2 separate regions of the Homo sapiens genome follow, and region 1 is linked to region 2. A link is a loop called in an ENCODE intact Hi-C map of the cell type or tissue named here. Cell type or tissue: gastrocnemius medialis. All regions are shown on one strand. Links, peaks and the distances in the headings refer to the core of each region. The heading gives the core; the rest is flanking DNA. Region 1 holds the start of FIGNL1 (fidgetin like 1). Region 2 has its middle 42 kb from the start of COBL.

What was found. Peaks named below come from ENCODE experiments on the same cell type or tissue, not always from the same donor. Only the 100,000 strongest peaks of a DNase experiment are listed, where the experiment ranks them.
Region 1: it touches region 2 in a loop (2.8-fold over the local background); 13 of 110 quality-filtered maps call a loop at or near these places.

Annotation. Positions count from the first base shown.
Region 1 is chr7:50,448,994-50,455,561 of GRCh38, reverse strand. FIGNL1 (fidgetin like 1) reads left to right here and starts at 5,212. Exons shown (of 4, transcript NM_001287492.4): 1 at 5,212-5,261; 2 at 5,839-6,444. RefSeq lists silencers at 5,066-5,255, 5,397-5,691. In gastrocnemius medialis, for the core only: no CTCF peak of the experiment used is centred there; DNase peaks (open chromatin) are centred at 5,194 and 5,523; H3K4me3 peaks cover 1,709 bases; H3K27ac peaks cover 1,530 bases.
Region 2 is chr7:51,354,633-51,362,743 of GRCh38, reverse strand. No RefSeq gene overlaps it. Among named protein-coding and RNA genes, the nearest start is that of COBL, 42 kb to the right of the region's middle. RefSeq lists a silencer at 2,919-3,135. In gastrocnemius medialis, for the core only: a CTCF peak has its summit at 4,696 (motif pointing right); a DNase peak (open chromatin) is centred at 4,183.

The sequences.
Region 1 (6,568 bases), core at 3,644-6,143, 910 kb after region 2:
AAAAACTTAGAAGTCAGCCTATCAGCAAGTGGAAGGTGTTTTCTTACAGGGCAGTGAATTCTCCATTGTAGGTGCTCAAATGGAGATAGGAAAAAACCAAGAGTTGGGACATCGGAAAGTCAGTCTTCTATGAGACTGACTTTTCAGTCCATGAGATTGGACTGAAAATTAGAAAATTCTTCAGCTTCCTTGTATATCTGAGATTCCAATGTCCTGTGAAAATAAGAGAATTTGGCTACTTTATGAAACAGCAAGGTTAAGCAGCCTAAAAACAGTAGAAAAAAACACCAACAAGGTGGGTTATTTTTTCCTTCCCAAACTCTAAGCAAGGAAACCTAAGAGGAAGAACTGGCCAGCCCAGCCATAATAACACCTGGCACCTGGGCAGTGCTTACCGTGGGCGAGGCTCCGGTCTAAATGATCTTCAGACCTCAGCTGGGTTGATTCTGAACAATTCTCAGTAGTGGCTCCTGAGCAGTGGAGCTAGGACTTGAACCCTGGAAAGCTGACTCCATAGCCCCTGCTCTTAATCACTCCACCCCTGCCGCAGTGCTGTAAGAATGCAGGGCATTCGTTTCCTGTGGCTGCTGGAACAATGGACGGCAGTCTCAGTGTCTTCAAATAACATAAACGTGTTCTCTCACAGTTCTGGAGGCAGAAACTGAAATCGAGGTGTTGGCAGGGCCATGCTGTCTACAAAGTCCAGCTGTTGGTAACCCAGACATTCCTTGGCTTGTGACAGCATCACTCCAATCTCTGCCCCCATCTTCACATGGCCTTCTTCCCTCTGTGACTCTTTTCCTTTTCTTTATAAGGACACCAATCAATCAGATGAGGGCCCACCCTAATCCAGAAGGACCTCATCTTAACTGGATTATGGCTGTAACAACCCTCTTTCCAAATAAGGCCACATTCACAGGTGCCAGGGGTTAGGGCTTCAACATATCTGTTTGGGGGATGCAATTCAACCCCTTACATACTGTACCAAACTGGAGGCACCTAGAAGTGTTGACTCCAATTGGTAGCGCAGTCCTTGAGGAAAATGACGACCCAAGCAAATGTTTCCTTCAATCTCTGCTCTACCCCGTTTCAGGTGCTATAGAAAAATTACGGGAGGGCATTGTTTTAGAGTGAGCTCCTGCACTAGGTCCCAACAGACCAAACTAAAGTGGAGTCACTCATGCTAAGTGCCATTTAACCAAGCTGAAACTTTAAGAAAGCTGGTGGTCCCCAAATAGACCAGTTTTTCTTGAAAACAAGAGTCACAGCAACCCATCAGAAAGAGTTCAGTCTGCCTGAGTCAGAGTAATAAGGAAGTCCCATTTGCTTTAACCATGACGAGAAAAGTAGTCTGAATTAAGCTGACACTAACCAATCAACCTTTAAAATAATACTGTTTCCTTGTTCCCACCTTACAAAACCACTGTTCTGCCATTCCCCAGTGGGAACTCTAATTCTATTTTATAGAATGGAGGCTACTGGATTCATGAATCATGAATAAAAGCCAATTTGATCTGTAAATAATTTTGTCTTTTGACACCAGGAGAACACCACCTCCCCCCTCACCAGCTGTGTTTATGACAATGATGCCAGAGGTAGCCTCTTCACATCCCTTTATGATTCATTCAGTATGGCCAATGAAAATCTTTTACTAAAATTGTGCACTTGCTTCACCCTGGGCTCACACATCTTACTCCTCTGCTGGAGGGCTAGAACACCATCCCCTCAATCCTGGTACTTTTTTCTTCCTTACCACTGAGTCAGGGAGCTGAGAGGTTTGGAAGTCAGTGGGAATCCACACAGAGAAAGAACTGGATTTAGATTGGGCTGTTTTCCCTCTGAGCTTTGTCCTGTTGGCTTCCCTATCTCCTCAACACCACCTGCCTCCCGCACCCACCGACACACACATCTCCAGAATGTAACTCTCCTGGCTGACAGGGAAGCACATTATTTAGGGCCGTATTATCCCCTCTGCTCAAAAACAAATGAGCTCACCGAAGTGTACACTTGCATTTATCTGAGACCATGTTTATAAAATTCATGAATATGGAAATGGGCAGCCATCTCCCAGAATCCCTCACACCAAGAGAACTGGCACTGTCTGCTGTAGGTGAAAACCTCTTCCCTTGAAGGCTCAACAACTTCTACCCAGAAGAAGAAAAGAACAGCATATTCTTTCTCATACACACACACAAACACACACACACACACACACGCACACAGTATATACCACCAGTCTGTGGTCTTGGAAGCAAAGTTTAATAATTGAATAGCTCAAGCACTAAACTCTTACATATTATTAAGATACTATCCTAATATGTCTCATTTGTCAAAGATGGAAAAGTTTTGATATGACATAAGGGTTTCAATCCCAATAGGAATATTAATGGTAACAATAAAAATAACATAGCAACACGGTTTCTGTTGAATGCCTGCCACATGCCAGCAACTGCTTTGATAATTAAAGAATTATATCTTATGTTGATTATAATCCTTATAATGGCTTCCTGGGTAAGAAAGGTTTATTACTGTTTTACATTTGAGGAGGAGACTAGGGTTCAGAGAGGGTGCAGAAGTGAGTTACACTTTTGCCAACCAGGCCAGAAGATGAAAGCCGCTGGATTGGGAAATGCTTTTGTATCAAAAGCACAAAATGAAGTGGCTAGTGTTACTTGTTGGAAAAAAATTAACTTTGGCAAGCATAAATATAATTCAGTATTTGAGCAATACTTTTAGGAGGGTAACAGAGTGGTTTATGTGAATTCTCCAAAATGCCATCATGAAAATTTTGATGATGAAAATCACCTAAAATTGCTAATTACCTGTCTTAGCCTGTCTAGGGCTACAAAGTACCATATGCTGAGTGGCTCATAAACAATAGAAATTTATTTCTCACAGTGGAGGCTGGAAGTCAGAGTGCCAGAATGGTCGAGTTCTGGTGAGGGCTCTTCCAGGTTGCTGTCAACTCTTTGCATCCTTAGGTGGTGGCAAGAGGGCTAGAAAGTTCTTTGGAGTCTCTTTTATTGTATTTTATTTTTTGGAGACAGTCTCACTCCGTCCCCCAGGCTGGAGTGCAGTGGCGCGATCTCAGTTCACTGCAACCTCCACCTCCTGGGTTCAAGCAATTCTCAGGCCTCAGCCTCCTAAGTAGCTGGGATTACAGGTGCCCACCACAACACCTGGCTAATTTTTGTATTTTTAGTAGAGACAGGGTTTTGCCATGTTGGCCAGGCTGGTCTCGAACTCCTGACCCCAGGCGATCCACCTGCCTCGGCCTCCCAAAGTGCTGGGATTACAGGCATGAGACACTGCACCCAGCCTCTGGAGTCTCTTTTATAAGGATACTTACTATTCTCATCCATGAAGTCTCCACTCTCATGACCTAATCACCTCACAAAGGCCCCGCCCCTTAAAACCATCACATTGGGCTTAGGATTTCAACATACAAATTTTGGGGGGACATAAACTTTCCATCCCTAACATTACCCAAATAGTATCTATATAGTCATTTCTAAATATACACGTATTTAGAAATTTCTAAATAGCCAGTAAACATACAACTGACTTGGCCTTGATATAACTGTTTTCATTTTCTTTTATTTTCATTCTACATGACATATTTTGGGTAATTATAAAATAATTAAAATTAGTTGATAAAGTATGGAATTAGAATAAAATAATTTTCTATTACTATCTAAGCCATGAAATGAATTAGGAGATGCTGTTTTCAGTGAAACGTCTTCTAGTTTTTAAAGTGCATTGTCCAATTCCTTTTTATTTTGTGAAGATTTTAAAAACTTAAAAAAAGTCTTCAAATTGTTTGTGCCTTGCATTTCTTTAAATCTTATGTTTAAACATCATGTGCTGCTAGTTGCTAGTCATTTTCTCTATCCCCTGCCCCAGACCCTCTCTTTCTCAGGAAAGGATATCCAGGGATCCGGGTCCCAGTTAGTCAAGGAGATATAAGAGGAAGGCTATGAGGCTTTCTGGGAAACATTTTCTTTTTCCAAGAGAGAAGTGTTCAGAGGGAAAAGGTCCTTTCTCAGTTTGGCTCCCTCTTTGTGTTTTAGATCTGGTCATGTGAGGCTGCCTGGCTTGGATTGTGAGGGCATCTCTCGACAATGAAGTGACAAGCCTGGGGAGGAAAATCCACAGGCGAGAAGGTGGCAGAATGGAGAGATGGTCCTTCATGACTTCTTTGAGTCACCAGGTCCAGATTTCCCGCCAACCTCCAGTCTTCTTGTTATGTGATCTGATATCATTATTTACTGCAGAGGCCACTGAGTGGATGCTCTTACTTGTGTCTGAAAATCCAATTCACTAAATTAATCAAAATACGGCACTCTTCTTTTGAAACCTTGCTCCAGAACAAAGTGGAAGGTAATGATGGGGTGCTTTTCAAAGTTCCAGGGAGGTGTCCCTACACAGCAGACAGCTGTCCAAAGGAATGTAGATGTTGGCTGCGGGGAGATCTGAGTTGCCAGACTCAGTCAGAACAGGTGTCCTCTCCCTTATTTTATCTTAAACATGCATGTCATTTTTGCATGCTACTCTATGCGGTTCTTTCAGCCAGGGAACATTGCTGAGCACCCGCTCACGTGCTGTATGGAGCGCAGACTGCAGGGTGCGAGGGGCGGAGGTGATGTGCTAGGCCTGAATTCAAGAGGGGGCGCAGCCACAGGCCCCGCGATGCCGGGGTGGCCTCTTGTAACGACGTTTTAACCGCTGACCTAAGTGGATCCGCTCCTCTCCCGCCGCCCGCTCCCTGCCTGCAGCACAGGATGGCGGCTGGCTTTCCCGAGTGGGCGCAGGTGAGCCACGCTTGCTCTCCCGGGTGGGCGCAGGTGAGCCATTGTTTGCTCTCCCGGGTGGGCGCAGGAGAGCCACGCTTTGCTCTCCCAGGTGAGCCGCCGCTCGCTGTCCCGGTGAGGGGAAGTGAGCCACGCTCTATGGGAATCCTTCGAATCTTCATTCAATTTCCATCGCCTCCTTGTATTTATTTGGGAGTACTTTTAAAAATGAAGCCTATGCACAATGATGTAATAAGCGTTTATAGAACACCACTGGTCGGAGCTAGGGCCTAGGTGGCGGTGCCCGGGCCCAGGTGCCGCGCCCACGCCCCGCGCGCCGAACGCACGCACGCACGCACTCACGCACTCACGCACGCACGTACGGCGCGAGTCCGAGGGCGACAGCAGCGCGCAGGCGCACGTCAGTCCCCGCGCTTTTCGGAGGCTGCCAGCGTCCCACACCAGCCGCAGGTAGGATGCGGTGACGGGAGGCGGGGCAGGGGCGCTGCTGACCCCTGTGGAGCATCAGGGTTGGGGCGTAGGGGAGAGGCGGGCGTGTGCCTCTGGAATGCTGGGGGTCGCGGGGCGGTGACTTCGCGGGAGGCCGTGGGAGGCGGGAGCCAGGCAGTGGCTGTGCCCTTTTGCTTCTGTCTTAGCGGGAGGGTGGCTGACCCGCTAGCCCAGAACCAGACTCATCCAGGATTAGGAAGCTGGGGCCCGGCGTGGACGGCAGGCTCGGGGCCAGGTCTGCGGGCGGCTTCCTTTGGCAGAGCCTGTCCGGGGGCGGGGCCGCTTACCGCAGGCATTTACTGGGCCCAGCGGGGCTCTGGGCGCCCACAGCGGGGGTCAGTCAGTTCCCCTGTGACCCAGGCAAGCTCTTAATCTCTGTGATGAGAAAGAAGGGCTCATACCTTTCAGGGGTCATCGTGAGGAATCAGAAGAAGCAGTATTTTATAGAGTATTTTCTAAGTGCTGAGTCCTCTGTCTAGTGCTTTGCAGAATTAAAATACCTTGTCAGCTCAGTGATGTTGCTGCGCTTCTTTTATAGGTGAAAACCGGCAGAAAGACATTAAGAGATTTTCCTGCAGTCACTGCTGGCAGATGATAGAGCCAGGATTTGAAAGCAGGCAGCCTGGCTCCAGACCCTGTGCTCTTAACTCCCGTTTTGCATCAAGAACAGAATCCTATGAAAGGCTTGCACAGTGCTTGGTACTGAGTAGGCACTCCGTCAGTATTTTAGTAGCTATTATTCCAAAGGACACTGTATTCTAGGTACTAAGACAATGTGAATGGAATGGAAAACAATTCCTCCCTGCAGAAGCCAACTGTCTAGGAAGACAGATAATGACATTATTAAAATAATCAGAACATTGGCAAAATAAAGAAGATTGAAATGCAGTTCATATGACAGTGCTAATTAATCATACTTTTTAGATCTAGGAAAGGCCATAAAGGTTAAATTGACTTGGAAATGGTAAACAAGACAATGGTTGTGTCACTGATCGGTGATGGCCAGTTTTTGGTTATCCTTATTTGCCATTTAAATGATTGAATTGAAAGGAAGAAGTAAGACTTGGAAGATGAATATTGAAGGAAAGGTGAAGATGGAAAAGAGAAGGGGGTTTATTCTGAGAACAGTGACTAGAACTCTGAGGTATGGTAGAAATTTCAGGATAACAGATGATAAAGGGGAATGAAGCCATGGAGAGGAAGAGAATGATAATATTAATTGTGAAAGTTTGTGTCAAGTGTTTTCTGAGTCACCTTTCTTTCAGTTT
Region 2 (8,111 bases), core at 3,245-5,744:
GGTTGTGGAGGTGGTGGTGGTGGTGGTGATGGTGGGGGTGATGGTGGTAGTGATGGTGGTGGTGATGGTGGTGGTGGTGATGGTGATAGAGGTGATGATGGTGATGATGATAGTGGTGGTGGTGGTAATAGTGGTGATGGTAGTGATGGTGGTGGTGATGATGGTGGTGGTGGTGGCAGTGGTTGTGGTGATGGTGGTGGTAGTGATGGTATTGCTGATGGTGATGGTGATGGTAATGGTGGTGATGGTGGTGGTGGTGATGGTAGTGATGGTGGTGATGATGATGGTGGCAGTAGTGGTTGTGGCGATGATGGTTGTGGTGATGGTAGTGTTGATGGTGATACTAATGGTGGTCGTGGTGGTGATGGTGATGATAGTGATGACAGTGTTGGTGGTGATGGTGGTGGTGGTGGTAGTGGTTGTGGTAATGGTGGTGGTGGTGATGGTGATGATGGTAGTGTTGATGGTGATGGTGGTGGAGGTGTTGATGACATTGATTGAGCAGTTACCATATATCAGGAACAGTTGATATACATGTCTGTCACTTAAACCTTATAATAACTAATTATTGAACTTGTCCCTATCCCCCAGTGAGTGTCCTACAGGGGTCCTGTGGACCCATTAACCAGGGCAGGATCCCAGTCAGGATCAGGAGATTTGGAAAAGAGACAAAGATGTTGAGGCTATAATTGCTATGGAGTAAGGTGTTACAACTAGTCTTACAACTAGTTAAGAACTTGAGCTGCTGGGTGAGGTGCTCTGATCATATTACCATGAAGAGCAATAGAGTGACATAGATGCTTTTCAGGCATCTGGTCAACATGCTCCATTTGATATTTTACCCACACTTGGTGTGGAGTGGAAAAGCAAATGGGATTTCAAAAAGCCTTGATCACCAATCCTGAAGACCAGGAGACTCACTGAGGGCCACATGGATGGGGTAAGAAGAGTTTGCTTTGCTGGAAACTGTATCGTTCAACAGTCTCTATGACTTTCTCAAGAAAGTTTGTGCTTCTGTGAGCGCCCACACCAGTGTAGATACATTCACTCTGGCAGCCTCACCAGGCAGTCCACGTTCCCAGTTGGGAATGAAGACATGTCTAAAACACAGACACTCTCAACATCATATTCATATTGTACCCTCTCATTTGACCTATAAAGCCTCATTTCTTCTAGAAAAGCAGAAAAACAACCACTGGGGTGGTTGTTTGTATTTTTAGAAATCCATCAAGATGAAAGTAACCCACAGAGTCCAAAGTGGAGAATCCATAACTCAGACTATAAGCCTGGAAAAAATTCTATCACCCCACCTGGCCAACCCCAGCCCAGCCCCTAAAAAGACATAAAATTGGTGTTGAATCACATCTAATGCTACAATATCCCAGGGAGGCTGCCAGTGTTCTAGGGGCTATGTAGTTCCTGCACATGAGAGGCAACATTGTTGTACAAGGATAGAATAATGACGCAGGTCATGTTGAGGAGACAGTAGGGTAAACAATTGTTGAAAGGTATTCTCTTGATATAGGGTCCATGACAAAAAGGTGGAGTAGGGATGAACCCTAGAAGCATAGAGAACCCTGGAGCAGGTACAGCGATCTCATGGTATCTCACCCCATCCTTATCCAGAATATAAATGTCAGAAATGGAGGAATGACTCAGGATCATTATCCCAAAATGGAGCCAGTGGAAACCCCTGTAGGGAAAGTTTCGTGCTGTGATGAGATGACAGGTCCAGTTCCTTGCCTTGAGCCCCTGAGCAGGCTCACAGGTGCCCTCTCTCACAGCAGGTCCCCTCTGGGATCCTTCATCCCAAGGTCACCCTCAAATTTGCCCCAACAGCAGAGTATGTTTGGTGTCCACAACAACCGCTGTGCTCAACTGCAGCATTTTCCAAGTGTTAGAGCTCCCCCAACCCTGGGCACTGGGTAGGAAGACTTCCAGCAAAAGTCTTCAACCTGATAATGAGGCTGCTGACACAAATGAATGTTTCAAAAGGAGCTTCTACCTGTCCTGTTGTGAGCTGAGTTTCAGGGTTGAATGTAGCTTCCCGGGGCTGGGGTCAGAGCAGCCTGTCAACATATGTCAGCCTCTGGTGATGAGCAATCCCATTCTCAATGAGGTAGTTTAAAATTGACTTCTACTGTGGTGGAGTCCCCACGAAATAGGCACAAATGTGGGGGGCCCTACTCAGACAGCAGCATCCACCAATAAGCTGCAGGGGTCATTCCTCACTGCAAAAGCACAGACAGCATAGTCATCAATCAGCTGCCGAAACATTGCAGGTTGTCTTGGGACCCAGATATTATTCTCTCCTTTTTAAGGAGGTTGATATTTGAGACAGTTACTGTAGAAAGGAGAAGACTAAATCTAAGCCATAGAATGTCTAAGATTTTCTGGAATTTTCTCAGAAAAGGGCACATGATATGTCAGGTTGGGATGACATCCAAGCAGACCCTGAGGCCTTGGTTCAGGAGACTGTACAGTTGCTGGTTAATCAAGTGCTGAAGATGGCCCTGGCACAGTATGGCCACAGTGCCAGGATAGACTGATATTAAGACAGTCATGTCCAGAAGGATCTCCTGTGCTCATCACTGTTGCAGATACAAGCGAGGTTGGAGGCTCTTTGAAAGATAAATTTTATAAATGCGTGCATACTAAGGAGATGGTGCAGGAATGAGGGAACTGAACCAGGCCAGTCTCAGACAATGAACACAAACTTAAGGTTGTAATAATCCCTGTAAAAAAAGTTAGACTTTAATCATAAGCACATCTCTGCATTAGGTGAAGAGTACATCTAGCTAAGAGTTTGTTGGACCCTTTTCCTCAGACCTTGACCTTATCCCAGAGGCTATGGTGGATATAAGGAACTTATCCTCAGCGTCCATCCCTAACATCCCCCAGTATGCCTGTATTTGTCTCTTTGTGCAGCTATAACAAAATACTGGGCCGGGAGCAGTGGCTCACGCCTGTAATCCCAGCACTTTGGGAGGCCAAGGTGGGTGGATCACAAGGTCAGGAGTTCGAGACCAACCTGACCAACATGGTGAAACTCTGTCTCTACTAAAAATACAAATTTAGCCGGGTGTGGTGGTGTGCACCTGTAATCCCAGCTGCTCAGGAGGCTGAGGCAGGAGAATCACTTGAACCCGGAAGGTGGAGGTTGCAGTGAGCCGAGATCACGCCACTGCACTCCAGCCTGGGCTACAGAGCAAGACTCCATCAAAAAAAAACAAAAACAAACAAAAAAAAAACATCTACTGGGTAGCTTATTAACAGAAAATTGATAAGCCCTTTGCCTTTGGAGGAGGTCAAACAGATTGGTGAGATTTTGACCTCCACAATGTCAGCAGTGGCCTTTGGACTAAAAATCTTCCTGGCTGGCTGGAGTCTGTAGTTCTGTGGCAAATGCCAGCCCCATGCTCTATAGGAGTGCTCAGAGGGTGCTCCCAGAGCCTGGAGCCTGCTCCTCCAGCCCTTCCTACAGTTTCATAAGCATTCCTTCACTGTCTTCATGTCTGTTCTGTTCAAAAGCTAGACTTGTTCAGAGAAGAAACACATTCATTCAGCAAGAATTCGGCTTGCTCTCTCTCTCAACATCCATTTCAAAGATGTTGGCTTTATTCTGAATAGGAAGAGTCCTTGAAAGGCTTGGAGGAGAAAAGAGACACTACTGGTCTTATATTTTATCTTAATTTTTGTTTTCATTTTATTTTGTTTTTATTTTTATTATTTTTCTTTGAGACGGAGTTTCACTCTTGTTGCCCAGGCTGGAGTGCCATGACACCATCTCGGCTCACTGCAACCTCTGCTACTGGGGTTCAAGCGACTCTCCTGCTTCAGCCTCCTGGGTAGGTAGGATTACAGGCACCCACCACCATGCCTGGCTAATTTTGTATTTTCATATTTATTTATTTATTTTGAGACGAAATTTCGCTCTGTTGCCCAGGCTGGAGCACAGTGGAGTGATCTCATCTGACTGCAACCTCAGCCTCCCGGGTTCAAGTGATTCTTCTGCCTCAGCCTCCTGAGTAGCTGGGATTACAGGAGTGCACCACCATGCCTGGCTAATTTTTGAATTTTTAGTAGAGACGGGGTTTCACCATGTTGGTCAGGCTGGTCTCAAACTCCTGACCTCAGGTGATCCGCCCCCCTGGGCCTTCCAAAGTGCTAGGGTTACAGGCGTGAGCCACTGTGCCCGGCCTTGGACTTACATTTTAAATGAATCATTCTGCAGCCATGTGAATAGACTTATGTTTCATAAGGCTGGAATCAGGGAAGCCAGTAAGGAGGCTGTGGCCAGGATTTAGGCAAGAGATGACCATGTCTGGGATAGGCAGGATAGAATCAGTGCCTTGACAAAAGCCCAAATTCTCATATGTTTGTTTTGAAAGGACCAGAGGCTGTGACAGGCAGGGAGGACTCAAAGATGACTTCAAGGCTTTGGGTCTGAGGCCCTGGTAAAAGGGGAAGATGAGGGCAGTACTGGCGGAGTAGGTTCAGGACGAGCTAAAGCTGGAGGTGCCTAACAGGGACCCACGTGGACCTGCAGAGTAGTCGTCTGGATAAAGGCACCTGAATATCAGAAGAGAGGTCCAGATATGCTTTACATTCCCAACACAAGTGTGCATTACTTTTATATGCAGAATAAAACAATGGGATTTTTAACATAATTGAGTATCAGTAAATGTTTTGGTAGTTAAGTGTTTGTAATCATTAATCACTAGAGGGCAATATACATTAATTTTCTGCTATCTAACAGTCTCAAAAAGAGGGAATTGCTGGGAATAGTGGCTCACAACTGTCATCCCAGCACTTTGGGGGGCCAAAGCAAGGAGGGATCACGAGGTCAGGAGTTCGGGACCAGCCTGGCCAACATGGTAAAACACCGTCTCTATTAAAAAAAAAATACAAAAATTAGCCACGCATGGGGGCACAAGCCTGTAATCCCAGCTACTTGGGAGGCTGAGGCAGGAGAATTATTTGAACCCGGGGGGGGCGGAGGTTGCAGTGAGTCAAGATTGTGCCACTGCACTCCAGCCTGGGCAACAGAGCAAGACTCAGTCTCAGAAAAATAATTAATTAATTAATTAATTTAAAAAGAGGGAATTAAAGCAAGTCTGATAAAATGATGAAGAAAACCAGGGTAAAGAGTCGAGTGTTCCAGCCCAGAATGGCATTAGCTGTTTAGAGGCTGACTTTGATGATGTTGGCATCTCCACAACAGCAAGGTTTATGTCAGGCCACTGCAATTAGGGAGGCCGAAAGCTGGCACATTCAAAATGAGTGAGCAGGTCATTCTTTACTCAAGTTGGACCCACTCTTTACTTACTATATTTGCCCAAATGGCAGGCAAACTGTTCCCTCTCACTTCCGCATGACATAACATGCATATCAGTCAACACTAAGGGAACTTGGCTAAGCGTAGCTCTTTTGTCCTTGGGAAAAGGCGTGGTAAGGTCATGGCGTTCCTAAGGGACCCTGGCTCCCTTTGGTGCTCTCTTCACCTAGTTACAATTTGCTAAAGAAAACAAGCAGAGCGTACGAAGGGCAGCACATTTCCAAAGAAAGTTTCCAACCCAGAGGTCACCATGCCCAGGGAATGAGTAACCCAGTGTGGCACATTAAGGGGCAGGTTCCACCTGAGTTAGCACAGGCGGCAAAAGGGAGAAGACTCGCCATCACAGTGTGATTTAGTATGCCTGGGGGCGGGAAGAGATGAGGTTGATTTATGCAAGCCCCAGGTGGGAGCAGCATCCTGAGTAGAGAGAATGTCCAGCCTGGCCACTCAGCCCTGAGACACTGCCCTCCAGCTGCGAATAGCAGCCTGCTCAGCCCTGCTCACCAGTCTTTGTTAAGAACTACACGTCCCATGGGGGGTTACAAAACCACCAATACCTTACAGGGGTCACAAAACCGCCAATACCTTTGGACACTTTTGAAATGGAGGGAAAGGGCAAATGCAGTCTCTGAGCCTCACAGGACACCCATGCCCTCTCTCATGCCCTCTCTCAGTAACCCGGAGGAAAGTTACCTTCATGAACAAGGAAGAGGACCGAGGCATGATGCATTTCATCCAGCACATGGCTCTATGTGCCCGGATGCAGCACCTATGCTTACGTAATGAGAAAAGGTGTGAGAGGAACTTTTGTTTCATGGAGCATTGCCCAGCCCACACCACAGTCCTGTAAGTGCCCATCCTGTTTACTTTGCCATTGCTGCACTGATGGACAGCCATCTATGGAGACAAAGCCAGAGCAGGGGATGCAAAGCTGGGCTGGACCAGAAGGGTTGCCTCAGCCATCTAGAGATGGGGAGGGGACATAAATCTCTGAATCATTCTCTAGGGGGCTAAGGTCACTGATGGGAAGAGCACACAATGAGCCGCATCCAAGGGGTGGGAGGGAAACAGAAGAAGGGGTCAAGGCAGAGGCTGAGAGAGTCAAAGTGGATACATCAGGGTGGGGTGAGGAGCCCACAGAGGGGAGAGGTTTAGGTTGGAGCTACACCTCTAAATGTGTGGGGTCAGGCTGGTCCTAAGAATAGAAACAAAGCAGCTAAATAGAATCCAGCCACTAGTGGGAACAGGCATGATCCAAGGACTGAGATCTGGGAGCTTCATGCTAAAGAACTACTATGTGAATTAAATAAAGAAAATAAAGGAGTGGTCAGAGAGTGGGAAGAACAGGAAAACCTAGCTTCATAGAAGGAGGTGGAGGAGCCTGTTTCAATGAGTGGACCATTGACAATGGCCAATGCCAAAGAGAGATGAAGGAGCTTGAGAATTTAAACAGAAGGCCACTGGGCCTTATCTCATTCAAGTTTTTGTTTCACATATGAAGTTTTGGTAGAATATAGGGGCCTACATGATAGGGCTCTGAGGAGGGAAAGATCCACAGAAGAATAAATCAGTATCTATGATATGAGAGTGGGGCAGGAAAGTGCTGGGTAGAGAAAGGCAGGTCCCTGGCTAGGGCTCCACCCCCGGGCCTGTGCCCATGGACATAGGTGAGGACAGGTATTTCTGTTTTCATGCCCAAATGTTGCATTTTCCAAGACCATCTTGGCTCACCACGCCCCCAATCCTATGCCTATAAAAACCCTGAGACCCTAGTGGGAAGAGACACAAGCAGCTGGACATCGAGAGGAACACACTGGCGAAACAGCACACCGAGAGGCACCAGCAGATGCCGGCAGGTTATCGACTGCCGGGATGACACGGAGTTTGGCTGGCGTGGTCGGAGCAGAGCCCAGCCACTGGGCAGCCTGACTCTAGGGGAAAACTACCACCTTCCCATTCCATCCCCTTTCTGGCCTCTGCATCCACCTCACTGAGAGCTACCACCACTCAATAAAAAATCTTGCACTCATTCTCCAAGCCCACATGTGATCCGATTTTTCCAGTACACTAAGGCAAGAACCTGGGATACAGAAAGCCCTCTGTCCTTTCAATAAGGCAGAGGCTCTAATTGAGCTGATTAACACAAGTCCCCTATGGATGGCTAAACTGAAATAGCGCCCTGTAACACACACCCACTGGGGCCTCAGGAGCTGTAAACCTTCAACCCTACAAGCTGCCATGGGGTTGATGCTCCCCACTACCTGCCTGTCTGCATGCTCCCCCTAGAGGTTTGAGCAATGGGGCGCAGAAGAAGCGAGCCACACCCCCCAATGCAAGTTCTGCGAGGGGGATAAGGGAAACTTTGCCGTTTCATCTAGACCACAAGTTGAAACAGTTGAATAACAAAAGGAAGGAACTAAGAAGACAGATACCCAGTTGACTGAACACAGCTCTGGTAAAAATGAAGAATTATGCCTGGAGTGGAGGTGCATGGACATTTGTGTGTGGCTTCTCAAGTTTACTCTGCCATCATATCATCTCAGGGTCTTAGCTTTTCAAGTAGAAATTCAGCTCTTTCTGTGACAGACAATGATTCACATTAACTAAATTCACACAATCCAGATGTAGAAACCAAAATATTGGTTGTGATGAACATGAGTCATCAGGGAAGTGCAATTCCCATATAAACACATCAGAATGGCTAAAATGTAAAGGACTGACAATACCAAGTGTTGACAAGAATGTTGATCAAATTGATCTCTTATACTCCGCT